5 separate regions of the Mus musculus genome follow, and regions 2, 3, 4 and 5 are each linked to region 1. The links are chromatin loops, found by intact Hi-C in ENCODE. Cell type or tissue: left cerebral cortex. All regions are shown on one strand. Links, peaks and the distances in the headings refer to the core of each region. The heading gives the core; the rest is flanking DNA.

Evidence for each region. Peaks named below come from ENCODE experiments on the same cell type or tissue, not always from the same donor. Only the 100,000 strongest peaks of a DNase experiment are listed, where the experiment ranks them.
Region 2: a loop joins it to region 1, with 7 times the contacts of the local background. A loop is called at or near these places in 17 of 42 quality-filtered maps.
Region 3: a loop joins it to region 1, with 3.0 times the contacts of the local background. A loop is called at or near these places in 5 of 42 quality-filtered maps.
Region 4: it touches region 1 in a loop (9-fold over the local background); 23 of 42 quality-filtered maps call a loop at or near these places.
Region 5: a loop joins it to region 1, with 3 times the contacts of the local background. A loop is called at or near these places in 6 of 42 quality-filtered maps.

Annotation. Positions count from the first base shown.
Region 1 is chr17:8,370,340-8,376,202 of GRCm38, reverse strand. T2 (brachyury 2) reads right to left here and starts at 3,807. Exons shown (of 11, transcript NM_001161832.1): 1 at 3,700-3,807. The coding sequence starts at 3,807. In left cerebral cortex, for the core only: a CTCF peak has its summit at 3,335 (motif pointing right); DNase peaks (open chromatin) are centred at 3,356, 4,186 and 5,007; H3K4me3 peaks cover 1,333 bases; H3K27ac peaks cover 1,794 bases.
Region 2 is chr17:8,313,501-8,319,363 of GRCm38, reverse strand. Sft2d1 (SFT2 domain containing 1) reads right to left here. Exons shown (of 8, transcript NM_134114.2): 2 at 434-520. Among named protein-coding and RNA genes, the nearest start is that of 4930506C21Rik, 5.3 kb to the right of the region's middle. In left cerebral cortex, for the core only: a CTCF peak has its summit at 2,970; a DNase peak (open chromatin) is centred at 2,948.
Region 3 is chr17:8,281,185-8,287,047 of GRCm38, reverse strand. Mpc1 (mitochondrial pyruvate carrier 1) reads right to left here and starts at 3,261. Exons shown (of 5, transcript NM_018819.5): 1 at 3,087-3,261. The coding sequence starts at 3,157. In left cerebral cortex, for the core only: a CTCF peak has its summit at 2,983; DNase peaks (open chromatin) are centred at 2,790, 3,322, 3,647, 4,098 and 1 more place; H3K4me3 peaks cover 2,955 bases; H3K27ac peaks cover 3,169 bases.
Region 4 is chr17:8,261,350-8,267,212 of GRCm38, reverse strand. All of the region lies in intron 4 of Gm33799 (a long non-coding RNA gene), which reads left to right. It also overlaps the pseudogene Gm8465. Among named protein-coding and RNA genes, the nearest start is that of Gm33799, 8.2 kb to the left of the region's middle. In left cerebral cortex, for the core only: a CTCF peak has its summit at 2,380 (motif pointing left); a DNase peak (open chromatin) is centred at 2,372.
Region 5 is chr17:8,191,010-8,196,872 of GRCm38, reverse strand. Cep43 (centrosomal protein 43) reads right to left here. Exons shown (of 12, transcript NM_201230.5): 10 at 5,436-5,475; 11 at 4,592-4,688; 12 at 403-2,352. The coding sequence ends at 2,278. Among named protein-coding and RNA genes, the nearest start is that of Cep43, 28 kb to the right of the region's middle. In left cerebral cortex, for the core only: no CTCF peak of the experiment used is centred there; a DNase peak (open chromatin) is centred at 3,007.

The DNA.
Region 1 (5,863 bases), core at 368-5,367:
CCTCCTGCCAGGACCGAGGCGTTTGACACTAAGTCATCTTGCCAACAGAAGGGCATGGGAGTATTTTAATTCCATCTAGGGGTGTTGGGGGGGGGGAGGGAGGGGGGAAGGTGGGAGATCCCTGAGGCAGGTTTGGGGACTGACTCGGGCCTGGAGAGCCGGTGACAGGAGGAATTATTTCCATATCAGTGACCTCTTCGAAAGGTGTCAGCTACTTACCCACCCTGCCCCAGGAAAGGTTCATAAACTTAACTGTTCTCCCAAGGGTGGGCTTGAGGGGTCCACCCCAGGGGGCCCAGTAGCAGCTGGGGGGGGGGGCTGCTAGGAAAAGACCTCATTAGAGACCAGAGTGCCCAAGTTTACTGTTCTCTCAGATGTGTAAAACTTCAGAGTGGCCACACGGCTCAACCTGTCGTCCACAACACAGGCTTCAGCTTATTTTGCCCTTCTGCCAGCGATATCTGGAGAGAACCCTAGAGGTGAGGTTGCTGAGTGGCTCTTAGAGGGCTCTCCTGTACGAGATGGGACAAGCTCTCACACAGCTGACCACTGTAGGCCAGGTCTTTAAGTTGTTTCTCCTGTACTTTAATAATAAAATAATAATAATAATAGGTATGAGTATGGTTCCAGCTAGTTTTATGTCACAAGCTAGAGTCATTTGGGGAGAGGAAATCTCAATTGAGAAAATATGCCCCACTAGATTGGCCTGTGGGCAAGCCTGTGGTACATTTTCTTGCTTAATGACTAATGTGGGTGGGGCCGCCCCTGGCTGGTTGGTCCTGGGTATTACAAGGCCAACTGAGCGAGCAGTGGGGAATCAAGCCAGTAAGCAGTGTTAGCATTTCCTCTAGGCTCTGCCCAACAGTTACCTAGCATCTGGAGGTACAAGCCAGTAAGCCAGTCATATAAGGGCTGCTCATGGTCAATCTCTCTTCCCTCTCCGGCTCTCCTTCCCTTACCCCTCCCTCTGTCTTCCTCCTCCCCTCCGTCTATTCTCTCTCTCTCTTCCCCCTTTATTCCTCTCTTTCTTTCTCTGCCTCTACTCCCTTCTCCATACCCCTTCCCAGGTCTCAAATAAACTTCCTTTTATACTAGGCCCATCAGTACGGCTGGTATCTCAGGGGGTGCCTCTGCATGGGCCCACTAAGGCACCCCTCCCCTCCTGCTCCATCATACCATATTTTATACAACATAATAAGCCAGGCTCCTCTGTAGCATATGCTCCAGTTCCTGCCTCCAGATTCCAGCTGTAATTTCATGGCAATGGCTTCCGTAGATGGTGGAGTGCGAGATGTAAGATAAATCAACCCTTTCATAGCCCCTGTTTGGGCCATTGTGCTTCAACACAGCCATAGAAGCCATAATGATGGAAAGGCGTTTAACCAGCATGCGTATATATTCACCACTTGTGTTCCAATTGTGGCAGAGACCAAAAGAAAGTGCCAGATCCCCTGGAACTTGAGTCAAGGATGGTCATGAGCCACCAGGAGGATGCTGGGACTCAAGCCCAGGTCCTCTGAGAGAGCAGCAAGCGCTCTTAACCACCAAGCCATCTCTCCAGTCCTGTTTCTCTCTCTATTAAATAAGTGTGTAAGAGTAGGTGTGGTATGGGTGTGTGTGTGTGCACAATGTGTATATGTGAAGGCCACAGTCAACCCCGGGTGTTGTCCCTCAGGACAGCCTGGAACACACCAAGCAGGCAAGGCTGGCAGGACAGTGAACCCCAGGGATCCAGCCATCCCTATTTCCCAATGCTACAATCACAGGTTAGGTGTGCGCTCACACCTGGCTGCTTATCCTTGTGCAGAAAGCACTTGACTCTCTCCCCAGTGTACAAAGAGGTTTTTTTAAAACAGGGACAGTTCACTCTGAAGCTCCCATGGCTCCACCCTACACCATGAAGCTTGGCTTCTGTCTCGCCATCTTTTTTTTTTTCTTATTGGGTTTTTCAAAACAAGGTTTCTCTGTGTATCCCTTGCAGTCCTAGAACTCAATTTGTAGACCAGGCTGGCCTTGAACTTATAGAGATCTGCTTGCCTCTCCCCCACCAAATGCTGGGATCAAATGTATATGTCACCACCACCCAGCTTGGCCATCTTTTAAAATATGTCTTCTTGGTCTTTGTGTGTTCGAGTTTGTATATGTGTGCCTATGTGTGGGCCTTCAGGGGTTGTGAGATGGGTGTGTGGCATTGAAGACTAAATCTACGCGTTTTCTGGTACTGAACCATGGGGGTTTGGTTGTTTTAGAAGTCCATGGATCTCTCATTAGTATCCTTTAATCTGTGAACAATAATGAAGGGGGTGTTTTTCTTCATTGTGCTTAATTAGAAATCTAGTCAGCCGTGAGATACAGAAATCTGGGGCAGTTGGTGATTGTGTACCACGAGTCTCAAATGCCTGATGTATCAGGTGAGTACCAAGCAGGTCAAATGAATTCCTTCCCAAATAAGACCACTCCCTGTCCTAGAGCACTAAGACTCTTGAGATGGCTTCATGGTTCCAATTCTTTCCCTGTCTTTGCCAGCCCTCATTCTTCTGTCTACGCTGGTGCACAGGCCCTAAGCTCACAGCCTCAGCCCATTCACCACCAAACAGAGGGGTGAATTGGTACTGCTTGGGCCCAAACGGCAGAATCGGGGTCCCAGGAAAGAGTCTGTACACTCTGGTCTTGCTCCTCAACCCCACATGCTTAGCCGTGTCCCTGTGCCCTGCAGCCTGATTGCTGCCCGATACATGCAGCGGCCACTTCTGATGCCGCCCAGTGTCTCCCATCCACCACCCACCTTAGTGGCCACTGGCCTCCTTCAAAGGAACCAAATTCCCTCCACCAAGTCTCCAAAACTAACTGCCTGGCCTGCTCTCCCTTCATTAGCTGGGGATCCAGAGGAGTGGGAAGGGTCCTCCGACTCAGAACCGTGGTCTCAGTATCTACCTGAGGTAGAGACACAGTCTCCCCTCTAGACCTCAAGTTTCTGGATTTTAAAACTCAAGGGTAAAATAATTAAAATAGGAAGGAAGGAAGGAAGGAAGGAAGGAAGGAAGGAAGGAAGGAAGGAAGGAAGGAAGGAAGGCAAGCCAGGTGGGGGTGGCACTGAGTTCTTGGCCAGCCTGGTCTACAAAGGGAGTTTAAGGGTAGTCGAGGCTACACAGAAAAAAACCCTATCCCGAAAAGAAAAACCAAAAAAATAAATAAATAAAAAAGAAACGATTCACAGAACACAGGAGGGTTTGCAGAGTTTGATCCTTGGTGTCACAGTGACTGGAATGGACGCCAGGGAAGCATTTGGGGCCTGTTTTAAGCCACGTGTGTCCCTCGCTTCAGAAATGCTATTTCCTCTCAGCCCCACCAGAGGGCGCCGTAGAACAAGGAGCCTTTGTTCATAGACTTTCCATATAATTCTTTTGAGCTATTTTCATTCACCATGCGACCTCGGATGACAGACTGAGACTGATTTTAAGAAACAAAAAACAAACAAACAAACAAAAAACAAACAAAAAAACCCAACAACTTTGTTGTAATTTTACGTTCTTACAGTTTTAATTGTCTGGAGCTACTGACTGCCGTTCTAAGTGTGCAGTGGTATGTCCCGCTGCTCATTGTAGCTTTGTGGTCAGAATATTTACTGAGCCGTTAAATAGAGAAAGATCAAAGACAAGACTGGCTCCCTTTGTTCACAACGACACAAATAGTGGCTACCTGTTCCGGCAAGGTCTGCTGTGCTGCCTTCTCTTTGTCCTCCACTTGGGTGTGACACCCCCTGTGTTTCTTTGGCGTTTTAAAATGGTCTCTCAAGATCTGGGCCATCCTGTCACAGGAACAACAACAACAACAAAAATGTGCGTCAATTTTAAAATTACAGCATTTTAAAAACAGAGTTAGACTTTTTTTATACTGTGACGTGTTGGACAGTTAGCTTGCCTGTGCCTGTGTGTACCCCAAAACAAAAAGATGCACAAGCCAGTTCTGGAAGCAGTTAGGAAACACAGGCAGAGAGCCCTTTCACAGAGTACACTGAAGCAGCAGCTCCTTGATGCTGCAAACTGGCTGAGGCTCAAAGTGGGCAAACCACAGGAACAGTTACAGAAAGTGAGGAAGCAGGCAAGACAATTCTGAGTCTCCCAGACGCCCCTGGAAAGGAAGTTGCTTTTCTAAGCCCAGCAGCCGCATCCTCTAGGCAGGGAGGGGCTACAGGACCACAGCCGCTGCCTGGCTCTGGCTGGCCACATGCTCCGCCTCCAGCCCAGCCCCCTCCCACCAAGCGCGCTCCTTCTGTTTCTTGGCTTTGTGATTCCCAGCAGCAAACCATGCTCTGTTTTCTGTAGCTGAGCAACGGGGCTGAGGGGTGTTGGATGGTGGAAAGAAGTCCTGGCAGGTGGTTTGTCAAAGACGCTGGCAATGGGGGCAGAGCATTCTTAGGGCTTATGTGGGAGACTGGCAGTCATCGCAGACTGCTATCACAGGGCTTCAGATTCCACCCTTCCCTTCCCTTCTCTTCCCCCATAGCCACCTATATAACCCCTTCTTGACCTTTTGCAGGATGCTTTCTTATACAGAAGGTTGAAACAGGAACTGGATAGACACCTCCGAGATTAAGAGCGTGCATGCTCTTACAGAGGACCCAGCTCCCAACCACCAGCTCCAGAGGTATCTAATGCCTCTGGCCTCCGACTGCATGCACAGGAACATACAGAGACAGACATGTATATACATAATTAAAAATAGTTTTAAAAATTGAGGTATGTGATTCATATACTCAAAACTCCCCCCTTGAAAGCCTGTGACTCAGTGGGCTTTCGGTGGGGTTTTTCCAGAGATGTGCGATTATCACCATAATCAAGCTGTGAGCATTTTGCTTGCCCCAAAAGGAGCACAGCATCCCAATACCTGCAGCTTTATCTATGGCCTGGCTTTAGAGAATTTTCAGGCTGAGTCTCGGTCCCCAGTAGTCACAAGTTGAAGCCCCAACCTCAGCACCTCAGAATATGGTTGCATTTGGAGACAGGTCCTTGAAAGAGGCCCACTGAGTTAAATGAGATCACAGAATGGGCCCCGATCTAACCCACTGTCCTTGTGAGAGGAAACGTGGCTACACGGACACACGCATGCATGAGGAGCCACCAGGAGCATGGGCTGCCAGCAAAGAGAGTGGCAAAAGAATATCAGGCCACGTGGCAGCATCTGAGAAGGGAGGCTTCCATCCCGCAGGCAGGCCCTTCTGCTGCCATCTGACCCGGCACAAGTTCAGCTGTCCACATACCCTGCTCCACTATGAAACTGGGAGCCCAGATAAATCTTTCCTTTCTCATTTCCACGGGTATTTTGTCAGAGTGATGGAACCCTAAAACATCTTCCTGCCTCTCAGGATCACTGAGATTCCTCCAGAAGGCAGGGGCCTGCCACGTGAGCAAGTGAAGGCTGGGGTATTCGGTGGGGGAGGGGCAGTGTGCTGGCTGGCTCGTCTGTCAGCCCGACACAAGCTAGAGTAAGGAGCAAACCTTAACTGAGAAATCGCCTCCCTAAGATCCAGCTTTAAGACATTTTCTTAATTGGTGATCAATGTGGGGAGAGCCCAGTCTGCTGTGGGTGGTGCCATCCCTAAGCTGGTGGTTCTGGGTTCTGTAAGAAAGCAGGTTAACCAGTAAGCAGCACCCTCCATGGCCCCTGCAGCAGCTCCTGCCTCCAGGTTCCTGCCCTGTTTGAGCTCCTGTCCTGACTTCCTTCATGATGAATACCGAGTTATTCCAAATAATTCCCTACCAACTTCCTGTTTGGTTATGGTGTTTCATCAAAGCAATAGAAATCCTAATTATGACTGGCAGAAGCCAATAGCAAAAACATCCAATTAAATGCCTTGGGGTTT
Region 2 (5,863 bases), core at 564-5,563, 57 kb after region 1:
TAGAAAGCTCTCCTCCAGCAGCTGACACTAAGTACCATACAATAGTGCCCAAACACAACTGTGGTAATACAGTCTCGTGTATCTCTTGTGTCTACAGAGGTGCTCTAGCAGAACTGTCTTCACACTGGTCGCAAACTAAGTACTCATTTGAATGCCAAGTTAAAACAGGCTTACTGCAACACAGCTAAATCATTGACTGTCTGGTTTTCAAGAAAAATTGGTGTTCCAAATACAATTTTAACATTTTCTCCAAATTACCATAACATTAATTTCTGTTTATTTTTAATCAATCCTTACACACTTATTAAAGGTCACTGTGTTCCATCAAAATAATCTAACATTTAGATACAGCAGGCTACTTCTGTTTGTTTTAAATTAAAATATTCATTCAGAACAATGTAAGACTATTAAAAAAGACAATGCCTTAACTCACAAGGAATGAAAAGAAAATGCCAGCAACAAAGCATATGACAAACCACTTCAACCTGGTGTTGAAACTCAGGGATGAGGCATCCAGGACCTTAGAAAAGAGGGACAGTTAAGAAAGTTAGATCAGCATGTATAAATCTGACTACTACAGTAAGCAAGCTTCTTTGTCTTTTGAGACAGGGATTCTCTGCATATCTCTGGCTGTCCTAGAACTCACCATGTAGACCAGGCTGGCCTTGAACTCATAGAGATATGCCTGCCTCTGCCTCCCAAGTGCAGGGATTAAAGTGTGTGCCACCATACCTGGCAGCATTCATTGTTAACATGGACCTGACTCTATAATACTGTCACTTCTGTGGTTATAAGGACAATGAACATCAGCTGATGCTGGAAAACAACCTGGTAGGTAGAATCACAGTACTTTTTAGGTCTCATAAAGTCCTTCCCTGTTGGGTGCAGCACATACATGTTCATCTAGGCACAAAAACACAATGGTAAAGATTCAACTGGAATAAAGCCAGGTAGGCTGCATGCTGGACACTGCTGAAGCTGGGCCTGCACACAGGCTCATCCTACACCTCTCATCTTCTGCCAGGCCTGCGGAGTGAGGCAAGGATGATCTCGGTGGAGACCTTTAAGGAAGCAGGGGGACCTGGAGAGGGAAATGGAAGGCACCCAGCAAGGGTGTGCTTCACCCAGAGGTGAGCCTGGGTCCTCAGAGAACCACTTTGCAATGGATCTCTAGCCTAAGGAGCGAGCTGGCTTCTGGGGCCCTTGAGGAAACTAGAAATTTAGCCAAGCATGGTAGTGCCTATCTGTAATCCCAATACTTGGGAAGTAGAGGCAGGAGGATCAGGAGTTGAGAGCCAGCCTCAGCTATACAGCAAGTTCAAAGCTAGAATTAGAAATTTACAAGAATTTCTACCCCAAATTGAACTTTCTAATGGGCACTACGATATACACTAAGAGCAGTAAGAACAGCAGCCAGGACATTCTCAGCCGTGAAATCATAATAGGAACTTGTGGGCATCAGCCTGCAATCCCCTTGGTCTCCACTTCTTACCTCAGCAGATCATCTGGGAATCCTTATGCAGCATGAAAGGCAGAGAGAAAAGTGCTCCGTCAGCGCAACACACCACCTTTAATGTTTCTTAGTGTCTTTGCCCTTTAAGTTAGACATCCTGATTCCAGCAATTCCACCCACTACAGCCTAACTGGACATGTGGTTGTAAATTGGGTGAATGGGGCTATGGATACCCAATGCCCCTTCTTACCAGGGATTTATACAATACCTGTATTTTCATCACAGAATAAGACACCCCAAATGTGTACATCACTTAACAAATAATCTGCTGTCACACACATCAGAACACCATGCTCTGTCATACATGCACACAATTTTCACTTTTCATCTTCAGAACTTCTTGCTGTCACATGAGACAGTAAAGCCTTTGACCAGGAGGCCACTGAGAAGACACAGCAAGGAATCAGGGCTGAAAGATGAACCCCTGACACTGACTCCTCAGCCACACAGGCAATGAGGAGAACGGATGGATGCACCACACAGTAACCCCAGCTTTGCACCTGTACTTGATGATAGACTAAGGCCCAGGGCCACACCACCTGCAGGGCCAGGGAGAGTTACAGCCACACAGCCCAGAGCCCATGCCTCCAGAACACTTGCTGTGGCTTTCAATGTAGTGAAAGCCCTCATTTCTGCGTTCCCCTCCATCTCTCCCACAATGGCTGGCATGTAAAAAGACAGCAATCGGCAGAAGCGGAAGGCCCTGCTCCTCACATCTATTCCGAGCAACACACTTGCTTGTCCCCTCTCCTCCTGGGATTTATGAGGTAGAAAGCCACTTTGCCCCCCAGTTGCCCCTAACCAGCTTCCTTGGTCCTGTCCTTCAGGATTCCTGGCCACAAAGCCAATCCTACCTACATGGTAGATCTTGCCTATTCTCCAAATTCAACATGGACAGCCCATCCGTTCTGTTCTTCAATCCATCTTCAGTGGCTTTTCTCTTTCATCCTACCCATTGACTTACTGCCAGAGCCTTCTTCCCTGCAGTTCCTCTGTCTCTGAAATCCTTGTTCAAAAACCCCAGTCTTGGGGCTGGGGTTCAGGAGCTAAGAGCACTTTTAGATACACTGGACCTAGGTTCAACTCCCAGCACTCATATGGCAGTCACAACCGTTCCCAATTCAGGTTCCAGGTGTCCAAGGCCGTCTTCTGGCCCCAGTGGGCATCAGCTATGCATATGGTGCACATGCAGACAAAGCAGTCATATACACAAAAGAAAACTAGTCTTAAAAAAATAAGCAATGTCCTAGGAGCTGCTACCTGGCCTGCCTCGCAGGCTCCTTATCAGGCCCTCAGCTCCTCCTCACTTCAGTGGCAATAATGTTGAGCACCACTCTTGGTCAAGTCTGTTTTCAGTCTCCCCACCCCAACCTGTTTTCTAGAGCTACCTCAAGCCTCCCAGTTCTGCTTCAGTGCCCCTCACTGAGCTGACAACTCCACCTACTGACAGCACAGAGAACTGAAGGCAGCAGCTCATGGCTCCCATTGAGGTTTGAGTGACAGCTGCCCCCATCCACTCACATACTGTGAGTGCTTGGCCCCCAGTTGGTGGAACTGTTTGGGCAGGATTAATATCTATGGCTTTGCTAAAAGAGGTGTGTCACTGGGGTGGGGGTGAACTTTGGGGTTTGGAAGGTCCATGCCATTCCCAGTTAGCTCTCTGCCTCATGTTGTCTCTCAAGATGTGAGCTCTCCACTACTCTCCAGAGCCATGTTCACCTACCTGGTGTCATGCTCCCTACCATGACGGTCATGGACTCACACTCCAAAACTGTAAGCCTCAAATAAACTCTTCTGTAAGCTGCCATTGTCATGTTGTCTTATCACAGCAATAGAAAAGTACCTAGGACATCCACTTACTTACAAGAGCACCAGGCCCCTGCTCTGGCTCCCGGGAAAAGACTCTTCCTACCTGTCCCAGGGAGGCACACATTTGCCTACCTGCTTTAGGGTCCCACCCCTCAGGCCTGCTTCAGGAACTTCCTTGAAACAAAATCTAAAAAATAAAAAAAATAAAAAAAAAAAACCTCCCTCCAGCCTCCACAGCCAGCCAGCCACTCCTGACACTGAGAACAACTATGTGCTTCTTCTAAGAGCTAGGTGAGGGGCTCAGCTCCTGGTTATAAACAAACAAATACTATATGCTGATCAGGCATGGCGGAGCCTGTCTTTAATCCTAGCACTTGAGAGGCAGAGGTAGGAAGAACTCATGAGTTCAAGACCACCCTTGTCCACATAGTGAGTTCCAAGCCAGCCACACAGACACCTTGTCTAAAAAACAAACAAACCAGTATGCGAGGTGCTGTAACAAACACCACCACCATCACCACCACCACCTCTTCTTCCTCCTCTTCCTTCTCCTGATTCTGGAAACTGTGAATCTAAGATCAAGTGTTAATAGACAAGGTGTCTGCTGCTCCTACACATGATAGAAGGGGCAAATGGTCTCCCTGTTAAGCAAAGCAGACTGTCATGCTGGAAGTTAGGCCTTAGCATATGAATTTGGGGAGCATTCAGAACACAGCACTGGATGTGACTGTTGAGGACTGACCATGAACCTCCTGGGAAGCTGCCATTCCACATGGGCCTGGAGCACCATAGGCTCTAAAGGGAGCCGCAGTCCTGACCTGCAGCTCCTCACTGGCTGTGACCTTTCATTTTCACACAGTGTACCCCAGGCCTGAAGACGGGCCTGAAAGGCTTGATTCTCTAACCTTAACTGCTCGGTGTTTTTCTGTGATTGTCCTAATCCTGTAACTATGTAGAGGCCTCAGCAACTGGGCAGCTCAATAACATGTAGAAGACTCAACTCAGAGACCACATGAATTTTTGGAGTGTTATGATTAAAAAAAAAACGTTAATTGTCTTAGAGTTTTACTGCTGTGAACAGACACTATGACCAAGGCAACTCATAAGGACAACATTTAATCAGGGCTGGCTTACAGGTCCAGAGGTTCAGTCCATTATCATTAAGGCAAGAACACACAGCATTCAGGCAGACGTGGTGAAGGAGGAGCTGAGAGTTCTACATTTTCATCTGAAGGCTGATAGCAGAATACTGTCTTCCAGGCAGCTAGGATGAGGGTCTTATAGCACACACCCACAGTGACACAGTTACTTCAACAGAGCCACACCTTCTAATAGTGCCACTCCTTGAGCCTGGCATATAGGAACCATCACAGTAACTAAATGTTTCACAGCACCTTGGTAGGTCATAGTCAGTCTTCTGAGAGCCACTGCTTGGCTTACATAACAGGGGGTTTTATTAACATCTTCCATGCAGTGAACTTGAAGGTGGAACATGGCCGTTTCCTTTGTTAACATGGACTAGTTATCTGCCGTGCTGGGCTACAATGTGCACCTAGGGTTCCCCCAAATCCTAACCTTTCAGACACTGGTGCTAGAACACAGAGCCTCAGGGGCATTCAGACACGGCAACAGAACCTTTGGAAGTGGGATTAGTTTCCTTTCCCAGGGAATTCCCACACCCCTTGCACTGAAACTGGAATGGTACATCCACAGACCAGAAGGTGACCCTTGGGAGACAAAGATTTCACTCTGACCATGATCTTGGGACTGAATAGTAAAAATTAAACTTCTGTGGTTTCTAAGCTCCCCAGTCGTTGAGTTCTGGTCAAAGTCTATGAACACACAGTTCATGGCAGAGACTTGTTAGGCTTCAATGACAGGTCGCAGGACAGACAGGCCTTACATGCAAATGGGGAAGGGCGGTCAATGGTGAGAACAGCAGCCAGAGCAAATAGGAGGGTAACTAGGAACAGCCTAGTCTCTCTGAAGACATTCAGTGCTGACTCCACTAGAAGAGCCAGGTTGGAGCATTCCAGAAAGAATGACCTTGCTAAAAGACTGCCAAGTTGTACAGCTAAGAAAGGACTCAGGCAAGGAAGCTGAAACACCTGAAGCACAGAGTCCTGGCAGGTGGAGGAGGGACTAGGTACGTGCAGGTCTGAGAAGCTAACCTGGGCTTAACTCTAGAAGCACAGTGGTGGGAGAGCGAGCAGGATGGGGTTCTCTGAGGCCTGCTTCAGGCCTTTCCCTCTAGGAAGATGTCCTAGATACCTGCCAAGGAGGGCCTGGAACCCTAGCTTCTAGTCAATCCTGGCCCTCAAGCCTCTCTGCAGCAGAACGGAGTAGCTCAATTTCCAGGGTGCCTGGACACCCTTGTCTAACCTGCACCTGGGTGACCATCCTATTCCATAGATAGGACCTTTTCCATCCTGCAGTACAAGAAGTCACCACCCCACTGCCCTACTAAGCCTGGTCACCCACAATCGCAGAACACCCTGAACTCTACACAAACTTTCTGGTCCTCACTAACTTCTAAGTATC
Region 3 (5,863 bases), core at 427-5,426, 89 kb after region 1:
GTTCCAGGCCCACTGTGGCCACACAATGAGAATTTGTCTCATCCCCACGCAGTCTCTACCTCCCCAAAAGGTATTCCAAAAATACCCAACCCTGCAAGTCTTTCAAACCATCCTGTGCATCATTATTCTACACATCAACCCCGTTTTGGCCTCACAAGTTGAGCATTGAAAAGACCTCAGGTTTTCTAATTGCTCTAAATATCATCTAATTGGTCATGTGGCAGGCAAAGTGCTAGGTTACCCCCAACTCTAATATTCCATGTTTAGGAAGCACTCCTTTTATCTGCTACAACTTTTCATTTGGGTAAATAATATAAACAAAGCCTTCCTGGGAACTCAGAAGTGAAAGTCAACTTAGAACACCTTATTAACTTGAGAATATTCACTGCCAACATCTCACTAACCTCAGAGCTGTAAGCATACTGTTAAAGCATTGGACAACCTGGGTTCCACCTAAATAACATGTGATACATACATACACAAGTATGTGTGTGTATGAGAGAGAGAGAGAGACAGAGAAAGGAGAATATGTGTGTGTGTGTGTGTATATATACAGTCACCTCTGCTCTAAATATAAACTTTCTGTCAGTAAGGTACATAAGGAAATCTTTTTGTTTTGTTTTGTTTTTTTCCAGACAGGGTTTCTCTGTATAGCCCTGGCTGTCCTAGAACTCACTCTGTAGACCAGGCTGGCCTTGAACTCAGAAATTCGCCTGCCTCTGCCTTCCGAGTGCTGGGATTAAAGGCGTGCGCCACCACGCCCAGCAGGAAATAGTTTTTTTAAAGAAGACTTTGAAAATCCAGATGTGGTGGTGTACACCTTTATTCCCAGCACTCAGGAGGCAGAGGCAGGAGGCAGAGAGGCAGGAGGCAGAGAGAGAGGCAAAGAGAGAGGCAGAGAGAGAGGCTGCGAGGCAGGAAGATCTTTGTGAATTCAAGCCCAGCCTGGTCTAATGAGTTCCAAGACATGCAGAGATATGTAGAGATCCTGTCTCAAAAACAAAACAGGGCTGGAGCGATGCTCTGCCAAAGGTCCTGAGTTCAATTCCCAACAACCACATGGTGCTTTACAACCATCTGTAGTGGGATCCGATGCCCTCTTCTGTGTGTGTCTGAAGACAGCTTCATTGTACTCATATACATAAAAAAATATAAATCTTTAAAACAAAGCACCCAAAAGTAAAACTAAGAAAGTGGTTGGAGTCAGGTAGTGGTGGCGCACGCCTTTAACCCCAGCAACTTGAGAGAGGCGGAGAGGCAGGAGGATTCCTGAGTTTGAAGTTGAGCCTGGTCTACAGAGTGTGAGTTCCAGGACAACCAGGGCTACACAGAGAAACCCTGTCTCGGGGGGGGGGGGGGGGAGATATATGACTCAATGACTCAGCAGGTAATGACGCTACTGTTCTTACAAAAGAGCTGGTTTTCATTGCCAGACCTACATGAAGGCTCTCAACTGTCTGCATGCTTGTTCCAGGATGCCTGTTCTGACCTCCATAGGTACATATACTCAGGTTCACATCAAATACATAAAATTAAAAAAAAAAAAAAGAATCGAGGGCTGAGGGTATAACTTTGTAGGCCTTTTAAGGCACAGGACCTGAGTTTGAGACTCAATATTAAACAAAAAAGAACGGGGGTGGGGGAGGGACTGAGGGACTGTTAAGAAAACAGACCTAGAAATATAGAAAGTTCTTGATCTGAGTCTTATCAAAAATCAAGTGCAGCAGCACGGTGCACTGGGGGTTGAGCCCAGGCATGAAGGCGGGTCCCAGGGAAACAGAAGCGCCTCGCAAAGGAAAAGACATTAATCAAGATGGTGAAGACGGATGAGTAAGACAGTTGTAGAAACTCAAGGCACTAAGTATTTACTATTAACTACAATACTACTGTAGACTGGCTGGCCTTGAACTCAAGAGATCCTCCAGCTTGTCTCCCTTGTGCTGGGATTAAAGGCGAATGCCACCACTGGCAGGCTCGGTATTGACCACTGAGAAGAAAATTAAAAAGCAGCCCTCCACTTATCTAACTTTAAAATCACAAGAAAATAAAACTATGCTTGGAAATATTGTAATCGGTTTCTAAATTTTGTGAGATCCTTAAAATAGAATCAGGCACCAGGAAATTATAACTGAAAATGAATTCTGGAAAGTGCTTCTTCAACCTCTCAATGTCAAGCCCTCGGGACACACACCTTGCAAGTAAATGCCTCTTCTCAGACGCACTGCGTGGCTGCGACACATGATTGTCCGGTCCCCCTCCCCCAAGCACCGTCAAATGGAAAACAAACAAACAAAAAAACAAACAAAAAACCAAAAAAAAAAAAAAACCCCGCCCTCTGTGCTGCAAATTCTAGCTCCCATTACCCGGATCCCGGCACATTCCAGCACCGCTCCCGCCAAGTCCCGGGCCGGGAGACGAGGAGGGGGATGGTAGCACCCAGTGTCCCCACGTCAACCCACGCAAGGGCATCCTGACTGCCTGCCCAGGAGCGGTGTTCGTCCGGTCGGTCACGAGCCGGAGCGGCGTCCCTGCAGTCACACCGCGTCTTTCAGTCAAGGACTGGAGCTCTGTTCCCTGTCACCAGCCATTCCCTGGGTCGTCCTGCCCGGGAGCGCTGTCCGCTCGGTCACTTGTCGTCCTCTCAGTCACGGGTGGGAGCGCTGTCCCCTCGGGCATGGGTGGGAGAGGCGTCCCCTCCGGCACAGGTTGGGGCGGGGTCCCCAGTCACACCATGTCTTTCAGTTCGCGGGGCTGGAGCTGTTCCCTGTCACCTGCCATTCCCTAGGTCGCCTTAACCAAGAGCGCTGTACCCTCAGTAACCTGCGGTCCCTTAGGTCACGGGTGGGAGCTACGTCCCCTGAGTCCTGCTGTCCCTTCAGGCACGGGTGTGAGCGCTGTCCCTTCTGCCCTCCTAGTCACAGGTAGGAGCGCCATCCCCTCGGTCACTTGCTGTACCCTCGGGAGCGCCGTCCCCTCGGGCACCGGTAGGAGCGCGTTCCACCCGTGCGCCGCTCTCCTACCTTGGCACGGCGCCGCAGGGTTTTCCCGCAGCGGGCGGCTCCCCCACGGCCTACCATGACGCTCACCTCATGAGATAGTCCCGGAAGTCCTTGCTCCGGACATAGTCCGCCGCTTTGCGCACCAGCGCTCCAGCCATGGCCGTGCCGTTGGCGGTGAAGCCGCTACCTAGACAGATGACACCGCTGTGGACTCGGCTGAGGCCCTCGGCGCTCTCACCCCAGCGCCCGCCTCACGACACTCGGAGAAGCCTTACGACCGCTCGGCGCTCCACCAATGAGAACGCGCTAGACCGCAGAGCGCGTCCGGGATTGGCTGCCGCGGTCGACACACCCCCCGCCTGCCCTCGGGGCGGTGCGCGCCGCGGGGCTGCCGTCGTAAAAGGGCCCGGCGGCCCGGACGACTGGCGGTTGCTAGGGGCTGCGAGGGTGACACTCCTCTGCCCGGGGGTCCTGGGCAGGCTTCCGGGGTCTCAGCGGGGCGTGGTGGGCAGGTCGGGCTCCTGTCACCCCTCGCCTGTCCCTTTGCCCCGCGGGCGGCTGCACAGAGACGGTGAGATCCTGCAAACCGGCGGCGACCGGCTTGGGATGGAGTCACCGAGTGCAGAGGAGGGAGGCAGTTAAAAATAGCTAAGAGCCTCAGTCTCCAGAAGTGTGGCTGCCCACGTGTGGAAAGCACAGGTTACATAAGTGCCCGGAGCGTGCATACTGCAGCTTTAGCCTGTACACCCGCAGAGGCTCAGAGCCACACCCCAGACATGGCGGGGGGGGGGGGGGCAGAATGCAGAGAGAGTTGAGCCGGAGGTAATGAGAAGGGCCTGGCTACATTTCCTGTCACCACTACCACTCTTGAGGAGAGGAAAGGTGACAGAATCCCTTCCGCCGTAAACCGGATCGCGTGAAGAACACAACTGCCTTCAGGCTGCTCGCAGCCACACCCGAGTAGGCCACACCGCGCTAAGGGTCGCTAAGGCCCGTCCCCTGAGTTCGTGCCAGTGTCAGTCTTTGTTTACCAAAAGGAGGCTGAAGACGACCTTCCCCTTATAGGGAAGGGTCTGCAGGGCCCGGACTGCAGCGCTCTTGCCAGGTTTGCTCCGGAAGCCCTGGCTGTGTTCCATCTCCAGCACTGCCGTAAACCAGGCTGGGTGGTGGGAAGTTCAAGGTCACCACTGAGTCCTCGGGGTGGGGCTTGGGGCGAAAGTTATTAAACGAATGGTAATCTTCTGTGGTTTTCCCCTTCTATGCATAGTAAATATGTGCAGCTTTTCTCAGATTTAATTTTTGCCGGTTTATTCTAACAATCTTCCGAGAATAGAGGGGACTCTCTTCCTTACCAAAACCGAACCTGAAGCGGGCCTTGGTGGCAAATGAGTTTGATCCCAGCACCGAAGATGCAGAGGCAGAGGCAGAGGCAGGAGGATTTGAGTTCAAGGCCAGCCGTGTCTATATAGCTAGTTCTGTAGCCCTGGCTACTCAGAGAAACCCTGTCTCAAACAAAATTTAAAAAACGAAAAACAAAAAACAAGGCCAGGCAAAAAAAACAAAACAAAAAAAAAAAAAAACACACAAACAGCAACAACAACAAAAGCACAATTTGGGGATTATACCTCAAATCAAGGAAAGTTGAGTAATTTAGAATGCCACTGGGGAATATGAAGTCTGGAATGCACTGGCAGAAATGAATATAGGAAGTTAAACCAAACACTCAAGGGAATGCATAAGTATTAAGAATGGACATTCCCTTTGGCCAGCAATTCCTTTCTAGAGCTGTCCCTGGAAAGGCTAGTTTGTGGAGCTTATTTTAATATGGAAACAATCCTCAAGGCGTTCCAGCGTGTGTCATAGTGTGTAACTTAGCAGGTGAGAGAGAAAAGAGGACCCATTCAAGGCTGGCCTGCGCTACATGACATCCTGTCTTAAATAACTGCAAATTAGTAATAAACCAGGCCTGGTAGTGTACACTTTTATCCTAACAAGTGGGAGGCAGAGGTAGGCAGACCTCCTATGAGTTCTGAGACCAGTCTGGTTTAGATAGCGACTAGGCAAGAAAACAAGTTATTTATGTTCTAGTGCTAAGTAATTATAGTATTTATCTGCAGGAAAAAATGTGTGGACTATTGTATAAAGTATGTTACTCATTTGTGCTCAGCGATGTTTTTGTGTGCAAAGATATTGGGACAACACTGACAGTGGCTACCCCTAAGTGTAACGGAAGGGACATGAGATGGAGGAAAGTAATTTTTTTTTTTACTGTGTAGCCCTGGCTGGCCTGGAACTTGTGACATCTTCTGTTAAAAGGATGTTTTATTGTAATCTGGGCATGGTGGTGAACCCCTCTAATCCCAGAACTCAGGAAGCAGATCTCTGAGCTTGAGGCCAGCCTGGTCTACCTAGTGCATTCTAGGACAGCTAGAGCTTCATAGTGAGACTCTATCAGTCAATCGATCAATCAGTGTTTCATTATATGGATAGAATAATGCTTCTGAGTGGTCTCTAGATCTAGAAACATTTGAGAGACTAAGGTGCAAGGATGGAAGTCAGTTCACACTGGGTCAGACACAGCGGGGAAAGTCTAGGAAGCTTATGTCTGAGTCATGATACCCACTGCGACCAAAAGAAAGTTCTGCAGTAGCCTGTGCCTACATGTGTCAATACCCCGGTTAAAGCATGAGTGAAGGTACCAATTGTGGGTGGAAAGAGATGTTCCCAGAGCCATGTGGGCTATTGACCCTAGGAGGTCCTAGATATTTCAAAACTGAGAAAGGCTATTGCCACTGCTGCTGGGTGCTTGCCAAAGTTAGATACTAACGCCCAGTTGCTGAAGATGCCATGCACTTTGGTTGTAA
Region 4 (5,863 bases), core at 304-5,303, 110 kb after region 1:
AACTTCAGTTCCAGGGAATCCGACATCCTCACAGATGTAGGCAAAATGCCAACACATATGGACTGGAAATAAATTTTAAAAAGAGATAAAATACCTGTCGATATGTTATCAGAAAGCTCTCAAACCAAGAAGGGGAGAAACCCAGGACCAAAGCACCCATGAGTTGGCATCTTGTTACTCCACACGTCCTGTTACAGAGATGCCAGCGTATTGATCTGAAGAAACAATGCATTAAGTGGCTGTGGGTATGCTAAACTTTTGGCCAAGATACTGAGGGAAGCCAAAGAAAATGCCATGAACAGATTGCCAAGAGATGTAGGCTGTCTTCGCCGAGAGAGCTTCTACTTCTGAGTCCAGTCTAAGTCAGAACTTTAAGAGTAACAAATAAGGCGGGTGGTTCAGAGGTCCTGAGTCGCAACCTGGCAGTGGTGGTGCACAGAAACCCTGCCTCAAAAAACAAAAAGAGTAACAAATTAATGATCAGACCTTGGTGGGGGTAGTGTTATACCAGGGAGAGGAGATGGCACAGCAGTCAAGATGCCCACCAGCAAGCCTGATGACCTGGTGTGATCCTTGGAACCCGCATAAAAATCTCTATGTGGCAGCACCCATTAGAAATCCTGGCATGCCTACCAAGGTGGAAGGTGGAGACAGAAGAATCCGCCAGAATCACATACTCGGAACTGCAGCAGAAACAAGATAGATCCTGCCTCAAAAACAAGGCTGAAGGAGAATTGGTTGACCTTGACACAAGCGTGTGACACACACACTTAAAAATACTCTTTTGTTTGTTTTTAAAAGTAAATGTATTTATTACAGGGCTTGGCAAATGCCTCTAATTTAGGGCTCAGGAACCTGAGGCAGAGGTTCAAGCTAGCCCGAGTTACTCAGTGGAGACCCTGTTTCAACAACAAAAAACAAGAAACAAAACAAAACAAAAACAACTCACCTCCCAAACTTCCCTGAAGTCCTTACATAGCAGCTCACTAGGTAAGGAGGCCTCTAAGCCCTCCCACTGGAGGGACAACCAGCGTTAACACCTTGGGTTCCAACGAAGCCACACACTGATCATCTCAATGCTTTTAACCTGTGCAGGTCTATCGTGACATTTGTGATTTTCAGCTTTTGCCAGTGTGGACCATCAGAGAACAAACCCCATGTTCTGCTCAGAACTCAGGGCTAGCAGTCGCCTGTCCAGGCTGCAGAAGGAACCAGAAGCAAAAGCTGGCGGCAGTGTCCCCTAGGGGCTCTGTCTGGCACAGTGCCCTTCTGAGAGAGCTCTTTTTTTTTTTTTAAATACTTTATTTTTATTTCATATGTATTGGTGTTTTGCCTGCATATATGTCTGTGTGAGGGCATCATATCTCCTGGAACTGGAATTATAGATAATTGTAAGCTGTCATGTGGGTCCTGGGAGTTAAACCCAGATTGTCTGGAAGAACAGTCAATGTTCTTAACCACTGACCCATCTTTCTAGTCCTTGAAGGATGCTCTTGCATTGCAATGCCTTGCAACTTCTCTGGTCTTAGCTGGTCTTCACTTCATGGAGAGAAAAGCACCTAAGAACTTCTCACAGTATACTGACTGATTCTTCATGCTTCCACTGACTGCCAATTCTTTTTTTTTTTCATGTGAAACTGACTTTTTTTATTAATCATTTTATTCATTTACATTTCAAATGATATCCCCCTTCCCAGTTTCCTCTCCACAAACCTCCCATCCTATTTCCCCTTTTCCCCCTCCCCTTTCCCTCTATGAGGTTGCTCCTCCACCCACTCACCCACTCCCGCCTCATTCCCCTACGTGGAACTAATTTTTTTTTAATTAGGTATTTTCCTCGTTTACATTTTCAATGCTATCCCAAAGGTCCCCCATACCCACCCCCCCCCAATGCCCTACCCACCCACTCCCCCTTTTTGGCCCTGGCGTTCCCTTGTACTGGGGCATATAAAGTTTGCAAGTCCAATGGGCCGCTCTTTGCAGTGATGGTCGACTAGGCCATCTTTTGATACATATGCAGCTAAAGACAAGAGCTCCCGGGTACTGGTTAGTTCATATTGTTGTTCCACCTATAGGGTTGCAGTTAGTTCCCTTTAGCTCCTTGGGTAATTTCTCTAGCTCCTCCATTGGGGGCCGTGTGACCCATCCAACAGCTGACTGTGATCATCCACTTCTGTGTTTGCTAGGCCCCGGCATAGTCTCACAAGAGAGAGCTATATCTGGGTCCTTTCAGCGAAATCTTGCTAGTGTATGCAATGGTGTCAGCATTTGGAAGCTGTTTATGGGATGGATCCCTGCATATGAGAGCTCTTAAAGGCTCTGGAAGGCTAGAAATACCAGCAGGTCTGAGCAGGCAAACACTTATCGCTCTCTAGTGGCAGATTGTAAAATTGCAAACGCACAGAACTCGTGAGGCTTAGTCAAGTTCCAGAAAGAGATCCACCAAAGAAGTCCAAGAAGGCCACTTCATATTCCTGAAAACACCAAAGTCCCACTTAGAACGTGTATAGCTACCAGTCAGGGACGGTAGTCTGTCCTGTCTGCATTTGGGCTCTGGCACCCAGATTGAGTTCAAATTTCCGTTCCTATAGCCTGGAAGCTTCCAGGTTCCTCCTACTAAGGGAGGGAGAGAGGGAGGGAAGGATGGAGGGAGGGAAGGAGGGAGGGAGGGAGGGAGGGACAGATAAGGACAGAGGGAGAGAGAGAGAGAGAGAGAGAGAGAGAGAGAGAGAGAGACATGGTGGAGTTAACAGCTGTACCATTATAGATCTTTTTGGATCCCTCTATATTCCAGAAATCAGAACATCCAGGATTTTATGAAGGCAAACAGTCAGGTATATGCATGGTGTACCTGTGTTGTCTGAGGTGGAACCTTATATGCCTGTGAGTTAAACTCCTGTGAGTTTCTGCAGGAAACATGAACATGTGTGTTCCTAGGATGACCAAGGACAGAGCCACAGGGTCAAGCTTGCTGCTGTAATGTACGTTATATTGGGAAACTATCACAAGCGATTAAAACTTGTTGAAAGTAGACTCTAGTTCCTATAACCAGTCCTGTCCTGAGCCAGGCTGTCTGGGAGAGGGAAACCCAGCAAGCAGCAAAGGGCGTGGAAGACATTGACTCCTTGAGACTGTCTAGAAGACAGGCCATTTCCAGCAGGGTTTATCATGCTACAAAAATGCCCACAGAAGGGCTGAGAGATAGGTCTGAGAGGTCTGGAGTTCAATTCCCTGAACCACATTATAGCTCACAACCATCTGTAATGGAATCTGGTGCCCTCTTCTGGTGTGTCTGAAGACTGTGACAGTGGACTCACATACATAAAATAAATAAATCTTACAACAACAACAACAACAAAAAGCCCACAGAGGGGACAAGAAGCACAGTGCACATCCACGGAGAGAAAGGCCTCAGGTGGGAGCACCGGTCAACTGCCTCAGCCTCAGGAGGGAGCATTGCCTTGGGCATTGCCTTGGGTGTACTGGCTGGTTTTGTGTGTCAACTTGACACAGGCTGGGAGTTATCACAAAGAAAGGAACTTCAGTAGGGGAAATGCCTTCATGAGATCCAGCTGTAAGGCATTTTCTCAATTAGTGATCACGAGGGGGGTTGGGGGGTGGGGGGGTGGAGGGGGAAGGTCCCCTTGTGGGTGGTGCCATCTCTGGGCTGGTAGTCTTGGTTCTATAAGAGAGCAGGTTGAGCAAGCCAGGGGAAGCAAGCCAGTAAAGAACATCCCTCCATGGCCTCTGCATCAGCTCCTGCTTCCTGACCTGTTTGAGTTCCAGTCCTGACTTCCTTTGGTGATGAACAGCAATGTGGAAGAGTAAGCTGAATAAACCCTTTCCTCCCCAAGTGCTTCTTGGTCATGATGTTTGTGCAGGAATAGAAAACCTGACTAAGACAAATTGGTACCAGGAGTTGGGTATTCCTGTGACAATCTGACCATGTTTTGGGGAGGACTTGGAAGGACTTTGGAACTTTGGGCTTGAAGATCCATTCATTTAAGAGCTCTGTCAGATGTTGTGTAGGAGCTTGGAAGATAATGTTGAGAACAGTGTAGAAGATGGAGGTCTGGCTTGTGAAATTTCAGAGGGAAAATTAAAGACTCTTTTCAGGGCCATTGCTATTTTGATTGGGAAGATTCTCTGGTTCTGGTTAGCTGGGGCTGAAGAATCAGCTGTGATTAACAAGATACCAGAACTACTAAAGTGAAACTTTTGCATTAGTGGGACTATTGATGCTGGTTAGCTGGAGCTAAGAAATTAGAGGTGATGAAGAAGAGGCCAGCATCATTGAGGTGACATCTTCTGGGAAGTGCTTCTGAGAGCACAAAGAAGCTGTGTTCCAGAGATAGCCAAAGTTGTACCTCGTGCAGCAGCAGGGCTTGGTAATGTGTAAGAGTCACCCAGGTGGTACTGGTTTTGAAGGCATGAAGGGGTGGGTCATGCATAGCAGCTGAGGCTCGGCACTTGGATAGGCCATGGAAGGCCATTGGTGAAGGTGCAGCCTCAGTTGCAATTGATGGCCCAGGACAGAAGGGGTCATGCAAAGGAGTTGAAGCTTAGCACCATGAAGAGAGCCTATGAGAGGCTGTTGGTGAAGCCTAGTTAGAGCGGAAGTCAGCAGTGTTTTGGAGATGCCAGTACCATGAGATGACCATCAAGAACAGCAGCAGCAGTGGAGTACAGGCAGCTGGAGCCTAAAAGACAACGTGTGTGCTACAAAGGGCAAGGCTGGAGAAGTGACCCGAGCCCTTGGAGGAGCCTAGAAGATAGTGAGTTGTATCCCAGACATTGGACAGTTGGAGTTTGATTTTGCTTTTCATGGTGACTGTGCCCTGATGCTTTTCCCTCTTGGAGGAAGTATTTTAGTGGAACCCTCAGTGAAGAGACTTCTAACTGTAAAGACTTTGGATTTTAAGAGAGATTGAAATTTTAAGAATTTGCAAAGACTGTGGGACTTTTAAAGTTATTTATTTATTTTCCAAGTGTCCCTTTGTGGGCACATACTTTATTGCACATAAATTTTTGTACATCCAGTTCCCAAATGAGATGTGCTCATTCATCTTTCAGACCCTCACAGCTCACAAAGGCCCTGGCACATGGTAGGCACTTGATAAATACTTCTTCAGAGCATGACCATTCACGCACCATGACCTTACAGTAGGCCAACACGCAGCGGCTCCTGGCCCGTCTGCTCTGCAGACCACGCAATCCCACAGTCCTCTTTGTGAACTCCTGTTCACTTTCCAGATCCAGGAGAGCGTCCAGTGTTTCACTCTCAGAACTGAAGTCCCAGCAGGCGCTTGCCTGCACACCGCGTTTACTATTTCTTCACTGGGTTGATCCTTAACAGAGGATCAATCTTAGTTCCTATCAGTGGTAAGAGCTCTGGTGTTTGATCCTAGAGGAGCATTTCCTTCAGTTTTTGTCACGTATAAAAGCTGTGTGTCGAGACTGAAGGTCATCTACTATCTTCTCTTCTATCACCAAGCCTTTTGCCACCTCCTCCTCGGACAGCAGTAACTCTGTCTCCGAGTCTTTGGTTACAATAATCACAAAGGACTTTATTGACTCCAGGATGTTGGCCACCACCACTTGATGCTGGTAAACTTCCAAAGCATTCCGAGCCCGACTGATTATGATGTCCGGGTCTGTCTCCAGCTTAAAGGAAACTACAAATGCTTTAGGAGCCCAGTGTTTGACCAGAGGAGAAAGCATCTTTGGCATCATCTTCATTGTTATCTCCACTACAGCATTTATCATTCTGATCTGTGATTATGGCTGGTGTCCAGGCCCTCGCTAGACTGTGAGATCCTTGAGGGCAGTGTCTTGTTCATCTCTGTATTCCCAGTACCTAGCT
Region 5 (5,863 bases), core at 460-5,459, 180 kb after region 1:
TATCTAGGTGAATGACATTTGTTCATGTCTCCCACAACAGAGAAATCAAACACAAGGATAAACCTAAGTGGAGAGAGAGTACTTAGTCTAGTGTGACATTTTTACTGAAAATCACCCTTGTGTGGCTGCGAGGAAGCCATTTCAGACAAGGAAAGGTGAATACAAGCACCTTGAGAAGCTGTGGGGTGCAGAAGCTTGGGGGCCTGCAGGACCCAGTTCTAGGACAGTGAACAGAGGCTTGAGATGGCACGAAGAACAAGGGAGGCAGGAGCACCATCTGCTGCTGTAGTACACGAGGGGCAAGATGGTTGCTCATCAAAATGAAATGGCATTTTACAAAGCAAAGTAGAGCATTTAAAAAACAAAAACAAAACAAAAAAACCAACACTGTAAAATGGAGGATACTGCCGGCCAACATTTTAATCCACTGTTCAAAGAGACATTTATTACATGCAGAACCTGTCATTCATTTCACACATTAAGGTTTAACAGGTTAACAATATCTAAGCAAGGAATACTGTAGAAACCACTTCTTCCCTGTTGAATTTCACATTTTTAGAAGTATTCAATACCTGCATGTAGTGCTGACCACAAAGTTGAAGCCTGCTTTTTCTTTCCACCCTCTCAAGACTTACCAAAAGGTCAGTCACTGGGTAATAGAAAGTCTCAAATTTCACATTTGACTGTTGGAAAGTCTTCCTCAAATATACAAAGCCACATCCTGCCATGCTTGCAGGCCAGTTCACTAACTGGAGTGCCTACCAAATATTAAGGCACACATCTGATCCAGACTCCAGATGCTCAGCAGCCCCAGGCTCTTCCACAGTACTGAAGAGATGACAGGGCACAGCATTATCTAACAAGACGACGACAGCATCTTCATCCAGTGCTGATCCGAAGAGTCAAGCATGGGGCAGACTAAGAACTTAAGTACCCAGGGCTTCCAGGACACCTCTGTTTCTGTCCTACTTCCTCTTGATGATTATAGCTCAGTTTCACTTAAGTTTTAAAAAGCCAGACTCTGTTGTCAGAGAGCCCGAGTCTTTATTACTATATTTTCACTTCCTCTACACTTACGCCTGATAAACGTCGATGTGCTTACGCACTATGGACTGGAAAGTGGCACTGATACAAACCACAGCACCTGCTCACTCACTCACTCACCATGGATCAGTGATGTCCAATTTCTCTTTTAATAATAAAGGTAGCTTTTAATAGTCATAATTGAAATAAAATGCACCTAAGTTTCACACAGTCCCAAATTTTAGTGGTATGACTCATGCACTGGGCTGAGTTTCTATCTGTACATTTTCAATACTTTAACATTACAGACGCCACTGTCCTATATCGCTGCAGTACTACATAAACAGTGTACATTAGATCTGCCACGAATTCTACTATTGGCTTTATTTTTAAAGAACTACAATGCAATTATGTACAGTATACAAAGTTTGTCAAACTGAATATGCATGGTCTTAGGCCATTACTACTATTTCACTCCAATTTGGATTTAAATATAATCAACTTACAGATCTGAAATAAAAGCACTGCTTAATGGTTTCAGATGCATTTTGGTATTGAATGTTTCAAGGCATTTTTAAAAATAATAAATTACGACTGTAATGAAGTAATCTGTGACTATAGCTGCTTACAGACAGCAGGAAGAACGTGACCTTAACTGGTAACTGTTATTGACAAGTCTATGAATTAAGAGTACTAATCATTTCTAGTTTAAAACAAGCAAAACTAAGAGTACAGAGTACTTGAATATAACCGTAATGGTCTAACAAACCTTCCAAATGGAAGGAGATACAAAATAAAGTTCATAGATCAATTTACCTTGTACTGATACTCTTCAGCACCATGGACTTACCAGGTCAGTTCACCAACTCTGGGCTAACCCGCCTGATACACACTAAGTGGGCGAGCTCCCTGGAGCAGCCACAGACACATAGTGGCACAAACCATGGCTGTACTGACCCTCTTTCTGCTCTTTAACACTGATATTTCACGGTTCCCTTGCTATAGTGAGCCTGACTACAGATGATTTCCTTGGAGCCATGCAGTTAAACCAAATTCAGAAGAATGAATCTCCTAGAAATGGCTCATATAGGAAGTATATGTTTACTAAACCGAAAAGTTTAATTTTAAAAATATCTGCAGTCTTTTTGAAATGCAAGGCACCAGCAGGAGCGGACATTCCAGCAAGAGTGACTGAGGAAAATGGAGCCAGTGATTCGTTTGTCCTCTGTTGCTCAGAATACTTCCTTTTCCTGTCTATGCAACATCTTCCAGATAGTCAGCAACATCACTGAGCTGGGAAACAGTCAGGTCTTGTGTGAGGTCATCGAGCTTTGTTGTCCAAAAGAAAGAGAAAAATCAGTATAAGCAAAGTCTGAATCAATCTGTATATTGTTAGATTTAAACGTATATATTTATAAACATATAACTTATCTTTTAAAGTCTGCTTGGGGGGGCCAGCCCTGGACTAGAGATGGCTTATGGGGAACAGGGACACTAGGTGAGAACAAGTCTCCTCTGCAAACTTTGTGACACTCTCTTAACTCTGCTCATCTGGCCCTTTGCATCTTTCTTTGTTATTCTTTGGATATAGGAAATGTTAAAAATAGAATCTCTTCAAATAAACCACCCTCCTTCTCTCCTATGGCCAAACAGCAGTCTTGGTATACAACTTTCTGTCACAAAGAAAATTGTAACTATTGTACATAACCTTAAAGTTGTTGTATTGTTTAAAAAGAAAATCAAAAAAGCCCACACATTGCAAAATCCAGAATCCTTTGGATCTGTATGTCTTTTTACTAATTGTTATTAAATAATGAATTCCTTAACGTAATCCATTGTATTTGCAAGACAACTGACTACTGTATTAAAGCCAATTTTAGACTAGAGACAAGAGCGGGGTGGGTGGGGAACTATAAATAAGAAAGATCTGTCATCATCTACAGGAGACGTCTGTCTCCACTGAGCTGCTGGGCTCAGCAGTGCTGCTGACTCCTGTGTGACTCTGCTCTATGCTCAGTCTGTGAGTCAGCTCCAATAGCTTAAGGTGGACTCCTTTCTATTTTATACGCACTCTGATCAAGCTTGCTGCAAACAATGTCAATCTGATTTCTTCCTTGGCTATTTGGATGTTTATTCTCTCTCCCGCCCGACCGCTCTGGCTAGGCTCTCCCGCACAGTGCTAAATCATGGTGGTCAAAGTGTTGAGTGCTGTGAAAGTCTGAAAAACAGTAGTTGTTTTTCTTCCTCTTGCCTCCCGGTCTCAGTTACTGCTGGCTGCTGCTGGGGATCAAACCCAAGCCTCACTCTTGCTACCTAAGTGCTCTATTGCCCAGCTCGCCTGCTTGTTTCTGTTTTGAAATCTGTGATATCACCAAGAAGATGAGTTAGCAACTGACCTCTAACATGAATTCCATTACAAATGCTACACAAAAATAATAATGCTCAGTATAGTCTTTGATAAGACTTCAAACTGTTTGACTCTTCTGGATGGTAACTGGTGTAAAGGTTAGAGAAGAACCCATCTTATATCCTGGGGTAGTAATTACAGACGGTCTCTCGCCTGGTGTCATTTAAGTGCTAACATTTTCACCTTATAAAAGAAACTGGTAAAGCTGGGCATAGTGGTAGCACTTGGAAGACAAAAGGCAGGCGGATCTCTGTGAGTTCCAGAACAGTCAGAGACTGAATCTAAAAAAAAAAACAAAACCAACAAAAAACACCTCCCAAACCAACAAAAAACGAAAAAACAATCAAGAACAATGGAAAAAATAAACCACGCCAACAAAAAGAAACTGAGATGTTAAGACTCATGCTTACCTAAGACAACTAGCTTCTGAAAGGTGGAGGCAAGAGACTTGGTTCAAGGTTGGGGCTTGCCTTTGCTACATATTAAGTTCAAGGACCCTATCTCAAAAAATCCAAACCAGACAACAAAGGAACTCAATACAATAAAAATAACATAAACTCAAAATTTGCTTACTTCTTCTAAAATACCATCTTTCTTGAAGGCCTTCTCCTTGTGTGATAATCGGAACTCAGCCTACACTCACCTTTTTTGAAGGCCTCGGGCATCTTCTAGTTATCTCATGACACGAGAGGGCAGACCCACCCAAGTTGTGAACAACAGAGATGATGCAGCTTATCTCTGTTGGGTGAAAAGCTCCAGTGTGGATCTTAACAATGGATTCCGGGCTTTAACCTCAAGTAAAGGCTGTTTCCTTTTGCTCTCCTGCCTTGGGGAGCCTGAGATGACCAGAAGTCCATCCCACCCCCACCTTTCCCAGGAAACAGAACCTCACCTGTGACCCTAAGAGAGGCAACATCTGACTCGAGTCCTGATCCCTTGTGGCCACTCTTAATCAGAAGCAAGTCCAGAGAGGCCTGCCAGAGCACAAGTACCAGCTAATGATAGCCGAGTCTCACAGACCCCTAAAGGTTTGCTTCAGACTTGGAATATGTAAGTGTCATCAACTTCTGTGATTTTCAACCATATTTTACTAGTCATATACATTTCCTAGGCCTCACAAGTCATTAAGTGGACAGACACACCCAGACTGTGGCCCCTTACTTTATCACTGGTGTTCCCGTCCTCTACTCCCATGGAAAGGTCTTCTTCAATCTCTTCACCAATACTTAGCTCACTTTTTTCTGAGCGATGGCTAGCACTAATTAAAAGAGGGGAAAACGACAAAGAACTCTGAAGAACAACTACTATTGCTCAAACTTTCCAGAGATTCTTAACCCTCTAAATACCATACAAAACCAACATTAAACATCAACTTCATATATAACATCTGAGAAAGCTGACAAGGGCTGCAGAGGCAATCACAGGGAAAACCTGATCTCTCAAATGCCACTCGTCATATGCTATTGCTATCTCTAAAACACAGTATAATAAATTATAGTAGTAAACAGGAATCTCTAAGCAAAAGAAAAGTGTCAAAATACCCAGACATGCTATTTGAATTTTCTAATCCTATCTATAACAAATATTATTTTCCCATTAAAAGGCAATTCATACAAGAAAGTTACCTCAAACAAAATGTTAAGTAATGTCATATTGAAGAAGGCAGTTTTGCTTAAAGTCAAACTCAGATGATTCCCACCCCCAAAGACAAAAATGTGCCTTAGGATAAGCTAGCGATTTGGTTTTGAGTGACAGGCTAACAACATCTCAGCCACTTCTTTATTTTTTCCAACCCCCGGCCCCAACACGGCGTACATACTCATCTGTACTGTACTGTGAGATGAAGAAGTCACTCCAACATATAATTTTGGAGTAACTATCTTTCTGTACTTTCAATCAACATGAAAAAGATAATTAAACACCAAATAAACCCAATGTAATTTTGCCATATCTGTATTCAGAAAGTATTTAAAGATTCATATATTCACCTCAAGGTGTTTCTTACCTATTAAAATCATCAGCATAGTCCTCATCTTCTCCAGTGCCTGGCAATCAGTTTTTAAAAAGGAACATGTTAAAAATATTATTTAAAATACTTATTTTAAATAAGCATGTTTCCTGTAAAACAATATATTTTTGAATATTACTTTATGAAAACATAAGTACCACAATAGTATCTAACTGTTTTTCAGATTTATTTATTTTATATGCATGAGTATTCTACCTGCATGTATAGTATGTATGTGTGCCATGTGTGTGTCTGGTGCCCAAGGAGGAGAGAGTATTGGAGCCCCTGGCAGGAGGCAGAGCTACCATGTGGATGCTGTGGACTGAGCCTAGCCCTCTGCAGCAGCAACACTCTTAAGCACTGAGCCGCCTCGCCAGCCCAGGGATTGTAGTTTTAGCACATAAAATGAAGGCAGATATAAAAGC